2 separate regions of the Homo sapiens genome follow, and region 1 is linked to region 2. Evidence: read pairs that join two places in POLR2A ChIA-PET (ENCODE). Cell type or tissue: Panc1. All regions are shown on one strand.

Region 1 (8,000 bases), 110 kb after region 2:
GTGTTGACAAAGAATTACATTAAAATAATGTTGCCAATACTGATATCTTCATTCCACGACATAAAGGAGGAAAAGAAACATTACGTCTATAACATATAACATGTTATGATTTAATTCCAATCCCCTTCCATTTTTTACTTAGTTAAAATTTTCAAATTTTTGTGCCTAGTTATTTTTAAGAAATTATAATGTGATTCAAACAGATCCATTAATATTAAAAAAAACAAATTTATAATGTTTTCAGGAAGCAAAAAAACAACTCTACAGAAGAATATACAGACAATCCCTGACTTAACGATGGTTTGACTTCAGATTTTTCAGCTTTCTGATGGTGCAAAAGCAATGGAGTAGAAACCATCCTTCAAGTATCCATACAACCTTTTTGTTTTTCACTGTTAGTATAGTATTCAATAAATTACAAGAGCTATTCAATACTTTATTATAAAATACGCTTTGTGTTAGATTAATTTTGCCCAACTGTAAGCTAGTTTAATTGTTCTGAGAATGTTTAAGGTAGGCTAGGCCAAGCTATGACGTTTGGCAGGTTAAGTGTATTAAATGCATTTTTGACATGATATTTTCACCTTACAGTCGGTTTATTACTCTATCATAAGTCGAGGGGCATCTGTATTAAATCCAATAGTGACACAATAATATCAAGGCAATTCATTATTACAGTTTATGATAATACATGGTACCTTATTATGCATAATTCCATCTTCAGTTTCTTCTCCCCAAGGCTGCCCATCATCAAATAAAGGTGAGCTTTCTTTCATGGCAGTATGTATCTAATTAGTACACAAGCAAGAAAAGCAAGTTGATCTGAAAAACACAACTTTCATTTTTTGGCAAATTCTGTTTTCAGTGTCAATTTTAGAAGCATTTACATTATTGTGTAACTAAAAGTCTCTTTTGATAGGTTATTATATTGAACATTAACACTTTTGACTTTCTTTCGAATAAAACAATTTGCAGGTATCCTTTCGATAATTTCAAAACCCTTTTGTTTAGTAACTAAACTCTTCAGGATCTAGAAAGGATGGACTCTATATTTACTTCTGTTCTACAGAGAAAAATGTTGACCTTTATGCTGTTATTAACCCAGTAAGTGCAAATATACACATTTTAATGCAACTTTAACTAAGAATCCAAAACAGAATTGCCACATAAAAGGTGAGCCAATAATAATTTTTCTCTTTGAGCTCAATTCTGGTGCTCAAATGTTAATCGAGTAACTCCTTCAGTATGTACAATATGAACTTTAGATGAAATTTTACAATAGAAAATCTTTAGAAATACAATAGTTTAAACTGCAAGTGATAACATAAATTATAGCAAAACATTCAGATGGTTAAAATTGACAAGCCAAAAGGAAAATAGTTAAAGGTTTTTAAGGCATAGAAATTCCATTTTGGAATGCCTGTTTTTATATCTTCTTTTAAAAACATAACATTTAAAACATGAAAAAATAGAAAATTTAAATGAAATTACTATAAATATATAAAAATGTAGATATAAACACAGATATACTAGATATAAATATATTATCTATTAATATCTATTATCTTGATATAGAGATATCTAGATATAAATATGTATTTTTTTTTTTTTTTGAGACGGAGTCTCACTTTGTCACCCAGGATGGAGTGCAGTGGTGCAATCTCAGCTCACTGCAACCTCTGCCTCCTGGGTTCAGGTGATTCTCCTGTCTCCCCCTCTGGAGTACCTGGGATTACAGGCATGAGCCACCATGCCTGGCTAATTTTTATATTTTCAGTAGAGACGGGGTTTCACCATGTTGGCCAGGCTGGTCTCGAACTCCTGACCTCAGGTGATCCACCCGCCTTGGCCTCCCAAAATGCAGCGAATAACAGGCATCATGAGCCACTGCACCTGGCCAAGATATCAATAGGTATCTAATAGTATAATGAACACTAAGTATAAGAATACTAACTTCTAAGAAAAGGACTATGCGTTAGGAGTACATAAAAGAAGAATGGGGTTTCGCATACAGGATTTCTCAGGGAGACAATGTCCTCAGCCTAGAGTTGTTTGCCCTGCTACCCCTTTCCTATTCTAAAGGCATTCAGAAGATTCTTTGTTTATCTAAGGCGGATGCAGAAGAGCTCTAACAACTGGGTCTTCTACCTTGTCTTTTTTCGACAAGGCCTCAGGTGGCAGACAGATTTTTTTTTTTTTTTTTGAGACGGAGTCTCCCTCTGTCGCCCAGGCTGGAGTGCAGTGGCTGAGATCTCGGCTCACTGCAACCTCCGCTTCCTGGGTTCAAGCGATTCTCCTGCCTCAGCCTCCTGAGTAGCTGGGATTACAGGTACCTGTCACTATGCCTAATTTTTGCATTTTTAGTAGAGACGGGGTTTCACTATATTGGCCAGGCTGGTGTCGAACTCCTGACCTCAGGTGATCCACCCACCTTGGCCTCCCAAAGTGTTGGGATTACAGGCATGAGCTACTGCGCCCGGCCAACACACAGATTTAATAATGTCTGAAAGACATGTAGGGCAGAACCCAAGATAAGGAACAGAATCTTATATCTTGTCATCAGGGTAAAGACAGCTTCTGTCACCTTGCCAAGGGCCTTATGAAAACTCTTGCTACTTTGCAAGATTCAAGGAGAGTCTTACACAGGGACATACAGATCCCCAAGAGCTATAGAAAAGACTACTGAAAGGACTGAAGAATTGTGAACTAGGAAGACTGGTTGAAATAGTTTCAACCTGTAATTATAGATATAAAAAGTATAGATTTGAATCATGTTTTCATTGAAAGGTGGCGTTTTCCACTCTAACACCACTTCTTAATATTGTGAAACATCAGAGGAGGAAAAGGACACAGAGGGATCTGGGATAAGTCAGGTCCAAGTCCACTTTGATCACTAACCAAAAGGCTAACAAGACGCTCCTGAAGTGTATGCAACCCTCCTATTTATGGTCCTTAGTAGAGAAGACTTAGTAACTTTAGCTAAATTATTATCACTTAGACACTGTAATAAGGACTGATTATGTGCCAAGTTCTGTGCAAGGAGGCATAGTGAAATAGGAAATCAAAGTTTATTTACAAAGCATGAACAAACAATTTAGGAGCATAACAAATGAATAATAAACAATGAACAAATAGAGGTCATTAGGAAATCAACATATTAGATCAATAGGTCAAGATAACAAGAATAATCTCAATACATCCTGCAAAAGCATAGGATAACCTTCAAAGATCATTCTTTGATAAAAGTGAATAAACTTCAACATGCAAAACATTATCTTCTACTGAATATATCATACTAAACGATACAATGAAAAATATTTAATTTAAAAACAGTGGTTAGTAATAGAAATCAACTGAGAACAGTAGTTGTAATAAAGCAATTCAATAAGGGTAGTAAACACAAAAAACTCTTTTAGTAATAATCACCATGGAAATAGAATTAAAAAAAGAGAGTCTGTTCATCATAGTAACAAAACACATGGCATTGATAAAAAATATGTTGTTTGATATTAAGAAAACTACATGGCCAGGCATGGTGGCTCACACTTGTAATCCCAGCACTTTGGGAGGCTGAGGCAGGTGGATCACCTTAGGTCAGGAGTTCAAGATCAGCCTGGCCAACATGGTGACACGCTGTCTCTACTGAAAATACAAAAATTAGCTGGGCGTGGTGGTGGGCACCTGTAATCCTAGCTACTTGGGAGGCTGAGGCATGAGAATTGCTTGAACCTGGGAGGTGGAGATTGTAGTGAGCTGAGATCATGCCACTGCATTCCAGCCTGGGCAACAAAGCAAGACTCTGTTTCAAAACAAACAAACAAACAAACAAACAAACAAACAAACAAAAAACCACCATAGAACGAAAAAACAAAAACAAAATCTTAATGAAGGAACAAAAAAGATGAACAAATGAGATTTAACACTTTCCCATATGACAAGATTAAATATTGACAGGATGGAAATTTCCCCTTATATATCATGAATTCAATGTTATGTCAATAATAACAAAATCACAAGATTTTGTTAAAATCTGAAAAAATAATTTAGAGAGTGAGGATACGACAATAGCTAACATTGTGAAAAGAAGTAAGAATGTTCATCTTCTAGATAAAATATATTAGAAAGTGACAGGAATTAGTATGGTCATGAAGCAGGGATAGAAAAAAAAGATCAGAGAAATAGGTTTAATTAAGAACATACTAGTGACAGTTCAAAACTGTGGGGAAAATATTATTTATTTTTGAGATGGAGTTTTGCTCTGTTGCCTAGGCTGCAGTGCAGTGGTGTGATATCGGCTCACTGCAACCTCCACCTCCTGGGTTCAAATGATTCTTGTGCCTCAGCTTCCCAAGTAGCCGGGACGGCATGCACCATCACACCCGGCTAATATTTTTGTATTTTTAGTAGAGATGGGGTTTTGTCATGTTGGCCAGGCTGGTCTCTAACTTCTGATCTCGGGTGATCTACCTGCCTCAGCCTCCCAAAGTGCTGGGATTACAGGCATGAGCCACAGTGCCCGACCAATATCAGTTTTTCCATAAATGGGACTGTGATACATGAGTGAATTATTTAAAAAAGAAGGCCTTCTCTTTCTTATACTAAAATAAATTGGAGATGAATTAAGATTTAAACACAGCACAAAGAAGCCATACAAAATACTACGAGAAAATTTGTAAAATTGTTTTTAAAAAACACTGGGGAGGAAAAAAGGCCTTCCTAAATGTGGCTTAATTTCTAGGCTTATGTTAAGTAAGAAAGAAAATTAGAAAAAGAAACCTGCAGTCTCTCACGGATTAATACATCACATCATGCAAAGCAATATAAAAAGGAGGGGATTCCAACTTAAATAATGGGCTTGGAGGGCCGGGCGTGGTGGCTCATGCCTGTAATCCCAGCACTTTGGGAGGCTGAGGTGGGCGGATCACGAGGTCAGAAGTTTGAGACCAGCCTGGCCAAGATGGTGAAACCCCATCTCTACTAAAAATACAAAAAATTAGCCGGATGTGATGGCGGGTGCCTATAATCCCAGCTACTCGGGAGGCTGAGGCAGAGAACTGTTTGAACCTGGGAGGTGGAGGTTGCAGTGAGCCGAGATTGTGCCACTGCACTCCAGCCCAGGCGACAGAGTGAGACTCGTCTCAAAAAAAAAAAAAAAAAAAAAAAAAAAAATCTGATGGTGAGACCAAAAAAGTAGTTATCAAATGTCCATGGGCATCACCGGGGAGAGACAAATTGAATGCATAAATGTTATATATAAAGTCCAATGAAACTTGGATTTTTATTAATGGGCTATGGCATTGGAATTCTACTCTCTTGACAATGGGTGGTACTGTATGTACCAGCATGGCTCCTGGGTCAAAATCCATATACCCAGTGCCTGCCTTCATTTAGTTAAAGCCTTGCTGATGGCCAAGACAATGTCAGGGGAACAGTATTAGCTTTAGGAATTCTAGCACTAAGTAGGACAGGAAACTCAGAAGCTACAAAAGGAGAGACTGCATTAAATTAGATAAAAACTCACATTTCTGAACAGATAAAACAGCACATGAAATTAAAAAAAAAAAGAGAGAGAGAAAAAAATTGCTTGCACCATATAGAGAGGAACTAATTTCTCTGACTCGACCATTTTTGACTTGCAAAATGGCACCCTTGCAAATCAACACAAAAAAAAATCAGAAGAGTAGATATTATAATAAATGTAAAAAATTCACCTTTAAAAACAAAAAATGTAAATAAGAAAAAATTAGCTGTCAATTTTTTTTGCTTGTTGTGTTGCCAACTATTAAAACCATCAGTAAGTTTAATATATAAAGATTCAAATTCATGGCAAAAAGCAAAGGTGAAATAAAACTTGCCTGAAAAACCATGTACAAGCAAGTTAAAAGAAAAATAACCATATAAAAACATAAATTGTTTAAATATATATACATACACACATATACACATATACACACACATTTATATATAAACAAGCTATTTTTCACCTCCTAAATTGATAAAGATTTTAAAACAACAATGCTAACAGTTTGGAAAAATGGGTATGCTCAAACATTGTTGAGCTTTTAATTGGTACAAGTTTTCTAGAGAAAAATTTGTCGGTATGTATCAAAAGTTTAAAAAACATACATATAGTACTTTGCACAGCAACACACACTTTTAAACTATATCACAAGGGGCCGGTCATGGTGGCTTAGGCCTGTAATCCCAGCACTTTGGGAGGCTGAGGCGGGCAGATCACCTGAGGTCAGGAGTTTGAGACCAGCCTGGCTAACATGGTGGAACCCCGTCTCTACTAAAAATAGAAAATTAGCCAGGCATGGTGGTGCATGCCTGTAATCCCAGCTACTCAGGAGGCTGAGGCAGGAGAATTTCTTGAACCTGGGAAGCGGAGGTTGAAGTGAGCTGAGATCATGCCACCGCACTCCAGCCTGGGCAACACAGCGAGACTCCCTCTCAAAAACAAAAAACAAAACAAAACAAAATATCACAAGGAAACATTTTATGTTATTGTCTGAGTTTGGAGATTATGGTTATATCACTGTATTCTCCAAACTTCTTGCAGTGAATATGGATTTTAATTAAAAAGGGTAAAAACGAATTTCATGAGGGAAAATAAAAAATGAATTTCCTATTGACTCATTTTTTTGAGTTGTAAAACCTCATGATAATAAATAATCTCCTTATCAATTGGTACTTTCTTCCTTTTACCTTGTGATAATAGTTTGAAAAACTTAAAATCAAATGTGCTTTGAAAAATGAAAACTCTGAAGCAGACTTTGAGAATACTGTCAAAAGACTGGGAGAGAAAATATTTTTTTTGAGGAAAAAAACCCTTTCCCATGTATACATTTCAAAAGAACAAATCAAATACCTTGATGCAGTCTATTAGCCAAACTAAGGCTGCCACAATGTGAGGCCATGTATGAGGAGCCCCCACTGTGTACATGGAGCTTTTGGATAGTGCAAAAGGATACCTATGAGAAATCAGAAAAACATAAGCTAATTTAATGTTATTATAATTTAGTAAAGATAATGGTTAATCAAGAAGTTACATTTAAAAAATTCCACATACACACTCAGTCTTGACTTGTTTAGAGGTAAGATATGTTAGGATTCTATCCTTAGTCATCTTATCTCTGTGTATTTCTCTGTAGATTACTTTGTACATCTATCCCCGAAGCTGCAGAACTTGACCTATACAACCAATATGCTGGACTACTCTCCCAAAACATCTTTTGTTCCCTCAAATTCAATATACCCCCAATAAATGACATGTATGTACACCTCCAAATCCATTCTTCCCACTTTCAATTTCATCACACTCTGTTTTCACCAGGCGTGAATCCTGTTTTTTTTTGTTTTTGGCTTCTGTAAAATCTGTGGTATCCAGTCTGTCTTTTCTATTCTCTGTCACTTCAGCAGTTCAGGGCTTTATATTCTGTCTTCTGTTGCTCTGTAATAATCTACGAGTAGTTTTTTTTTAAACAAAGAAAAGTGGATTTTATCCGTCTGTACCCATCATCAAACTTGATCAGTTACTAACAATTTGTTAATCCTTCTTGCTTCTACCACTAGCAATTTTTATTTGTTTTTTTGTAAGCAGTTGCTTTTTTTCTCTTCAATTTATCCTACATATATTGCCCACAGTGGTCATCTTAAAACATATTATTTCTGTAACTCAAACTTTTTACAAATTGATTTAATTTGTTTCATCTCTGTGTGCCAGTCATGTCTCTAAACTAATAAGAAATATACATACCCAAGGTCTTTAAAGATTCTTGGAACCTCTTCTTCAAACTTTGTGTCAGGAAGTTCGTATGAGGGGCACAGGAAGCCATAAAGAAATGTGAAGATCTTCAGGAAGTCTTTAACAGAGGGAGCTTGTAGAGATTTCATGGACACATTATGTGCATAACCATTTTCTGTAAGAAACTACAATAATTTTTATGAACCACCAAACGTTTTGTAATGGAAAATTATTGGAAAATACCTATGACAAC
Region 2 (8,000 bases):
CATCTCACTGAAAACCAACATTTTGGAAATAACACCTCTTTATTTTTTCAGAAAAGGTTAAAAAAGATTATATTTTGGTAACATTGTTCAGGATTATAAAATACCACGTCTTTATTCGTGAAATAGAAATTTGCAATATTTCTTCATAATCCTTCATTAGAGCAAGAGTATATTTAAATTATGTGTTAATGTACACTGAGTTCCTTCAATAAACTATAAAATAGCTAATAAAATATGTACTTGAAGAAAACTGCAAAGTCCTACTTAAATACCTTGGGTAACAGGGATAATAAACAACTTCAACAAGAAAAAAGGTATTCCTAAAACCAAATTTATTTTCCCATAAAAAAATTTTAAAATTCTCTTAGCGTATAATTACGTATAAAATTGAGACTCTCAAGAACAATAGCCTTTTGGGTAAATGTAAAAAGATACATTTTTAAAATATGAATTTTGAGCAGATGTACCCATTTTGCAAGTCTCAGTAATTCATACTAATGCAAATTAGGGAAACAATACAGTAAATCGTATGTATCACATAGCTATAAAAAAAAAATTTTAGGCCGGGCGCGATGGCTCACGCCTGTAATCCCAGTACTTTGGGAGGCTGAGGTGGGTGGATCACCTGAGGTCAGGAGTTCAAGACCAGCCTGGCCAACACGGCAAAAACCTGTCTCTACTAAAAATACAAAAATTAGTTGAGTGTGGTGGCACGCGCCTGTAATCCCAGCTACTCGGGAGGCTGAGGCAGGAGAATCACTTGAACCCAGGAGGTGGTGGTTGCAGTGAGCCAAGAGTGCGCCATTGCACTCCAGCCTGGGCAACAAGAGTGAAACTCCGTCTCAAAAAAAAAAAAAAAAATTTTTTTTTAGAGCCATTAAATAACTATTCCTCTGATTTGGTCTAATGGAATATAGAGTCCCTACAAGTGTTACTGGAATAAAAACACAATGATTATTTTCAGTACTAATGTCATATAGGCACATATGTACGTATATTTTTTATTTTAATAGGCTTGATGCATTCATTCACTTGATAAACATTTGAGCATCTACCATGTAGCAAGTATTCTTCTAGAAGACATTGGAGATACAGCAGTGAATTTAACAACAAAAATAAATATATATGGTATGGAAGATTACGACAGGTCCTATGGAAAAGAAGCACAAAACGGGGTCATGGAAGTGATATAGTGCTCAATCTGACAAACTGTGAAGTTCTTTTTTAATTTTATAATATTGTCAAAATCCTGTGCCTCAAATAATGCTCAGTACACTAGAGGTGATCTATAAATATTTACAGAATAAATGAATAGAGAGCTGTTTTAACACCAATATCAGAGTACTGGATAATACTAAAGGGAAGAAAATGAGACAGGAGCAAAACGGATACCAAAGAGGCTTCAATATATCTGTAATGTTTTCTGCCTTAAAAAAGTTAAGTAGCAACATTTCCTAAGCCAAATATAATTACTTACGCTAACTGTCGTGTCCAAAGGTGGAAATAATTTTTCAAGTACTGTATGTGTTCTGGTTGTACCCCTGTGATAACCACAGCAGTAAAGCTATCTTTTTCCTTCTCCTCTATGATAAGATGATGTAGAAATCTTTCATCATCATTTGTAATGTGAACAGAATCAGAGGGCTACAAGAGTGAACAGAAATACAACAGATTAAATCATCTAAATTATAATTATACAAATAGCTATTGCATCAAATTTTAATGTGATTTACTTGGAGTTTCACAAATAGGTTTCAGAAAAGCTTTGGAGGAAACTGGCCCAATACAACAAACTGGCTGAGTATGTGACAACACTGTGAAGACAAGGGAACTTTCACACAGACTGCTAAACTAGCATGCATAAAGAGCACCCTATCTTATAATGCTAAACCGATTTTAGAATCATAAACGAAAAGGTAAAGACAAATACTGAGTTTTAAAATGCCTTAAAAAATTGAGGACACTTACCCCTAGGGTAGAATGAACGCTTGCTTGGGAGACCTACCACTTAACTTGGTCAGGACCAATGCCCAGCCCTCCATGTTCAAGAAAACTACAGGGCAGGCTGGACCCAGCTAGCTAAGCCCAAACACATAGTGCTTAAAAGTAAAATCATCCTGGACACCAACCCACTTTCAGAGAATATCTAAAACTTATGGAAGGGAGTTAGTAGGGGAATTTGAGGATAAAATTACAAACTTCTCCATCTGTAGTATGAATCTATGTTTTAAAAAATTGCAGGCCGGGCGTGGTAGCTCACTCCCGTAATCCCAGCACTTTGGGAGGTTGAGGCGGGCAGATCACCTGAGGTCAGGAGTTTAAGATCAGCCTGGCCAACAAGCCGAAACCCCATCTCTACTTAAAATACAAAAGTAGCCAGGCGTGGTGGTACACGCCTATAAACCCAGCTACTAGGGAGGCTGAGGCAGGAGAATCGCTTGAGCCCGGGAGGCTGAGGTTGCAGTGAGCCAAGATCGCGCCACTGCACTCCAGCCTGGGCAACAAGCATGTCTCAAAAAACAAACAAACAAACAAACAAACAAACAAAAAACATGGTATGCACGCATGCGCGTTTGTGTGTGTATTCATATACAGTCATATGTCACATAACATTTTTGTCAACAATTGACTGCAGTGGTCCCATAAGATGATACAGTATTGTAAAATTAGTGTACCTTTTCTATGTTTAGCTACACAAATATTTACCATTCTGTTACAACTGCCTGGGGTAACAAGCTGTACAAATTTGTAGACTAGGAGCAGTACCCTATACCATATAGCCTAGGTGTGTAGCAGGCTATGCCATCTAAGTTTGTATAAGTACACTCTATGATGTTCACATAGCAACAAAATAACCTAATGACACATTTCTCAGAATGCATCCCTGTCCTTAAGTGATAGGAGACTATATCTACTGTGTATGTTGCTATATACATTATAAAACTGTGGAAATAAAAACAGACTAAACTATTCTATCTAGGAAATCAAGTTGATTTTTAAAAATAAGTATGTATGATTACTTGCTTAATTAAAAAGTGTTACAGCTCTTTCAGAATTTGTCTATCAAATTCTAAAATTTCTGATTTAAAAAACAATAAATCCTTAAGACCATACCCCTTCAAAACCATTATAATGCATCTCTATACACTAATTGCTAATATCACAGCTACAATATATACAAGTAACATTTCATATACTTTGAGTCAGGAGATTAGTCTGAATTTACTAACGATGCAAATTCATTATCCAAATATTTATCAAGCATCTTCTGTAAGTCCTATGCCTCAACTTGGGCCTGAGAAAGATAGGTTCAAGATAAATAAGACAGTGCCTTTGTGCTCTACAAATTCCATCTGGTAGGAGATGAAAAAACAAATGATTACAAAACAATATGCTATTATGTATGAAGATATGAACCAAGAGCTACAGAGGTAAAACGAGGGTGACAGTCACCCAGCAGATGACTGAATAATAACATTCCAGACAAATGAGAACATGAATTCAAGAGCATAAAGGAAACAAGGTAGTTTTAGGACATACGATAAACATGATAAAAGATGAAGCGGGATGGCTGAATTAGAGCAGTGGAAAGTGGGTGGAAGAGAGGATAGATGAAAGAAAATAATATAAAAGACAAAATTAAATGTGCTGAATGATTAACAAAAAGGATTACCAACTTTAACTGCATGGCTAGTGGATGCCAGTAATTGTAAAGGGTAGTTGAGAGGAAGACAGGAGAAGGAGAGAATAAGAAAGGTTTACGGATAATATTTGATCTCTTTCTTTTAAGAGACATGGTCTCTCAATGTTGCCCAGCTGGTCTTGAACTCCTGGGCTCAAGAGATTCTCCCTCCGCAGCCTCCCAAACTGCTAGGATTACAGGCATGAGCCACTGTGCCCAGCCAATATTTGACTTCAAAGGTACCAAAAGTGAGTTACTCCTCGAACACCTAAGAAAGAACATCTAATTGAACCTGGAAATGAGTGTACTGGATATGATCAGTTGGTATTCATCACCCATTCCTACCACCTTTTACTGTACTCTCTTGGGCTGCAGAGGTTGGAAGGCAAAAAAATACTGTTTGGATTGTGGATGCAAATTAGTTTTCACCAATTAGATGTACCAGCCAAAATGTGGATGCCAAAAATGAAGCAGAGGCTATTTCCTGAAGTTTTTTAAAAGTTTTGTGTTATCACACAAGGCACTGAAAGATCAGTAACCAGGTTTCAGGTTTAAAGTGTCAAAAGGCCACTGCAGCCCTAGTTATGGCCAGAAACTCTGTTTTCCAGTTTTGGAGCAATTGTGGCAGTGAGATCATTCCAACTCGTGGATCACAGATACAGCAGCGAGTTCCTGAATCCCAGACCCAGTGGTGGTCCTCTAACTGAATGATTATAGCAAATGTTGCAGCATCCCTCCAGGATAACTTCAGATTCCTGGCATCATTCTAGAAGGCTTAGCCCATAATTCATTCCTTTGGCCCTTCCAATAATCAGGTAAGCATCTAATTCCCTCTATTAAATATTTTCTGTTAAAAGGCCCAGGATGGTCTGTTTCCTTTACTGAAGCTAGCATGATTCAGTGTCTCAGTATTGAGAAAAGTTTTCACACGAAACACAGATTTGAGAGCTTTTGACATAAGTAGCAAATAACACATCTTTAGAAAAGGTAAGACTGTTGACTATAGAACAAGAACCACCAATTCCACCCACATTCTGAAAACTGCTCACAGATCAGAGATAGAAGTCCAACAAAAATAGGCTGGAAAAGACTAGTCAGAAAAGGAAACAGACCAGGTACTTGTTGGTACCCAAGAAATGTTTGTTGGGAAGAACTAAGCACAAAACACAGAAAAGGCTGGCAGAAAAATGGTGCTCCAAGAGACACAGTTGTATACAAGCTTTGTAATATGCACACAGTTTTGAAAACCACCTAAATTCTCAATTCCTATTTTTCACCAGTTTTATCATGGCAAGTAATATTTCCACCATTATATTTTATAGGGCTCTGTGGTGGTTAAGACAAGATGGAATACTGTTATGTAAAAATATCAAAATATGCAATTTGTTAAGTAAATGAAACAAAGAAAAGAAAGTAATGTCCTGCACAAAGGGTATATTAAGTTATCGAGAAAATAAAAGTGGATAATAAAATGGAAAAAAAAAATCCAACCCATCAACTAATGAAAGAAAAGGTTTTTTTTTTTTTTTTCAATTATCAAATGGCCAACATTTTGCTGCCCTCTCCCCTTCTCATTCTTTTGAAAAATAAATGATCAGAAATGTGCTTCCATACAGTTGTTGGAAGTGTATGTGACTTTGGGTTTAACCTTTCTGACAAGCAGTTTTGAAATACATGCCATGAACATTTAAAAAGTTCAAATTCAGGCTGGGCGTGGTGGCTCACACCTGTAATCCTAGCACTTTGGGAGGCCGAGGTGGGCGGACTGCCTGAGGTCAGGAGTTTGAGACCAGTCTGGCCAACATGGTGAAACTCCATCTCCACTAAAAAAAAAAAAAAAAAGAAAAAAATTAGCCAGGTGTGGTGGCATGTGCCTGTAATCCCAGCTACTCAGGAGGCTGAAGCAGGGGAATTGCTTCAACCAGGGAGGCAGAGGTTGCAGTGAGCTGAGATCATGCCACTGCACTCCAGCCTGGGCAAGAGAGTGAGACTCTGTCTCAAAAAAAAAGTTCAAATTCATTACCACAGCTATTAAAATTATAACAATCTAACCTAAGAAAAAAATCTGTAATTCAGGTAAGATGTTATGCAAAGATACTCATCGCAATGTCTTTACAATTACTGTAAAATCCTTTAAATAAGCCAAATGCTCAACAGAATCATGAAATTATGTTACATTCATTGAAGGAAATGTTATAAAGCTACTAAAAACCATTGTGTATCAAAATATTTTATAATGGGGAAATACTCAACATGTTAATTTTTTAAATGTGGGATCAAAACTATTAAGTATATATTTTAAAAAGCTGAATTAGAAGGAAATTCACCAAAATGTTTCAGTAGGCTTCTCTAGGACTTGGGAGTATTTTTATCTTCCTTAGGCTTTTCTATAAAGTTTCCTACAAGTTGTTTTAGAATCAGAAAGCCAAATTTTTAAAAGTTCAAAATTACCTTTTAAAAATTTTTTATTGTTTTTGAGACAGTCTTGCTCTATCGCCCAAATTGGAATGTAGTGGCATGATCATAGCTCACTTGCAGCTGGGCTCAAGTGATCCTCCCACCTCAGCCTGCTGAGCTGCTGGGACTACAGGCGCACACCACCACACCCGGCTTTTTTTTTTTTTTTTTTTTTTTTTAGTAGAGACAAGGTCTCCTATGTTACAGAGGCTGGTCTTAAACTCCTGAGTTCAAGCAATCCTCCCACCTCAGCTTCCCAAAGTACTGGTATTACAGGACTGAGCCACCATGCCCAGCCCAAAATCACTTTAAAATAAATATTTTCCCGTAATCCCAACACTTTGGGAGGCCAAGGTTGGAAGACTGCCTGAGTCCAGGAGTTCGAGGCTGCTGTGAACTGTGATAGCACCACTACACTCTAGTCCAGAGGGACAGAGTGAGACCCCATCTCTTAAAATAGTAAGTAAACTAACTTATATATTAAAGATTTTAGATTAAAAATCATGTTTCAGGCTGGGCGCGGTGGCTCACGTCTGTAATCCTAGCACTTTGGGAGGTTGAGGCAGGCGGATCACTTGAGGTCAGGAGTTCAAAACCAGCCTGGCCAACATGGTGAAACACTGTCTCTACCAAAACTACAAAAAAAATTAGCAGGGCATGGTGGCAGGCACCTGTAATCCCAGCTACTCGAGAGGCTGAGGCAGGAGAATATCTTGAACCTGGGAGGTGGAGGTTGCAGCGAGCTGAGGTTGCGCCACTGCACTCCAGCCCAGGAGACAGAGTGAGACTCCATCTCAAAAAAAAAAAAAAAGAAAAAAAATCATGTTTCAAACAAAGAAGAGTTGAAGGAATATACAATAAATATACCATTTACTTGCCACCAAGATTCAAATTTGTTAACATTTTGTCTTATGAACACAAGAATTTCAATGCAAACTTGTAAGAGCAATCTCTCATTTATTTCTCTAGAGGTCCAATTTCCTGAAAGTCCATTACCCTGTTACTGTTTTTCTACTCTATAATTTTATTATACAACAAAGATTTTAAAACCCAAATTCAGACCAGGGAAAAAAGCTTACAATCCTACAAGCAATTTACAGAAAGCTTAGTAAGCTTTATGAGACAACTTGTCTGAAGATTTTTGGCTTGAGAAAGCCCATTTTTGTTATTATGACTAAAGGAAAGGGTAACTCATTTTGAAAATTTCATACTTTCAAGTTAAGTTCTGTCCCACCGTCTATCCAAAGGAGTAAATTTATAATTATGAGTTAAAATGTATTGTACCTTTCTGTTTCTAATATATCCACTATATATTGCCTCTTTATTTTTCTCCTTCTTCTCAAAATCTTCTTTAGAAAGCACAAGCTCGTGAACATCTTGGGAATCTGCAGGTTTGCTTATCATCTGTTAAATATTAAAAAGAGTACTTTTTAAATTCCTAATAAACTGGTTAATGCATTTAGACAGAGTCAACTTCAAAATATTTTGATCAACTTTCATTTATAAGAAATCTTTTTACTTACTCTGGCTGATTGTCCAACAAAGAAGACAGCTTGCTTGCCCCCAACACCAAAATAGGAAATATCACTATTTAAACTGCGTGGCACTGGTACTGGACGAACATATCCTGAATGATCACTAAAATAAAACATTAATGCAGTGATTTTAAACAAGCTAGTTAAGTGTCAAAAGAAACTTTCATTGCACTTGTATTCAGTGTTAATAAAATGATCACGCCTGCAAACACCCCTAACTGAAAGGTGAAATAATCAGTGTCAAGACATCTACTCCAGTGCATCTCAAAGTGTAGTCCCCAGGCCAGATGCATCAGCTTTAGCTGAAAACTTTTAAGAAATGCAAA

Evidence for each region. Peaks named below come from ENCODE experiments on the same cell type or tissue, not always from the same donor. Only the 100,000 strongest peaks of a DNase experiment are listed, where the experiment ranks them.
Region 1: POLR2A ChIA-PET joins it to region 2 with 27 read pairs; 8 of 35 experiments call an interaction of 5 or more read pairs at or near these places.

Annotation. Positions count from the first base shown.
Region 1 is chr18:2,577,901-2,585,900 of GRCh38, reverse strand. It overlaps NDC80 (NDC80 kinetochore complex component), which reads right to left. Exons shown (of 17, transcript NM_006101.3): 5 at 7,760-7,932; 6 at 6,872-6,974; 7 at 699-788. Among named protein-coding and RNA genes, the nearest start is that of NDC80, 10 kb to the right of the region's middle. In Panc1, no CTCF peak of the experiment used is centred here; no DNase peak of the experiment used is centred here.
Region 2 is chr18:2,688,171-2,696,170 of GRCh38, reverse strand. SMCHD1 (structural maintenance of chromosomes flexible hinge domain containing 1) reads right to left here. Exons shown (of 48, transcript NM_015295.3): 6 at 7,663-7,777; 7 at 7,424-7,543; 8 at 1,478-1,644. Among named protein-coding and RNA genes, the nearest start is that of SMCHD1, 36 kb to the right of the region's middle. In Panc1, no CTCF peak of the experiment used is centred here; a DNase peak (open chromatin) is centred at 3,471.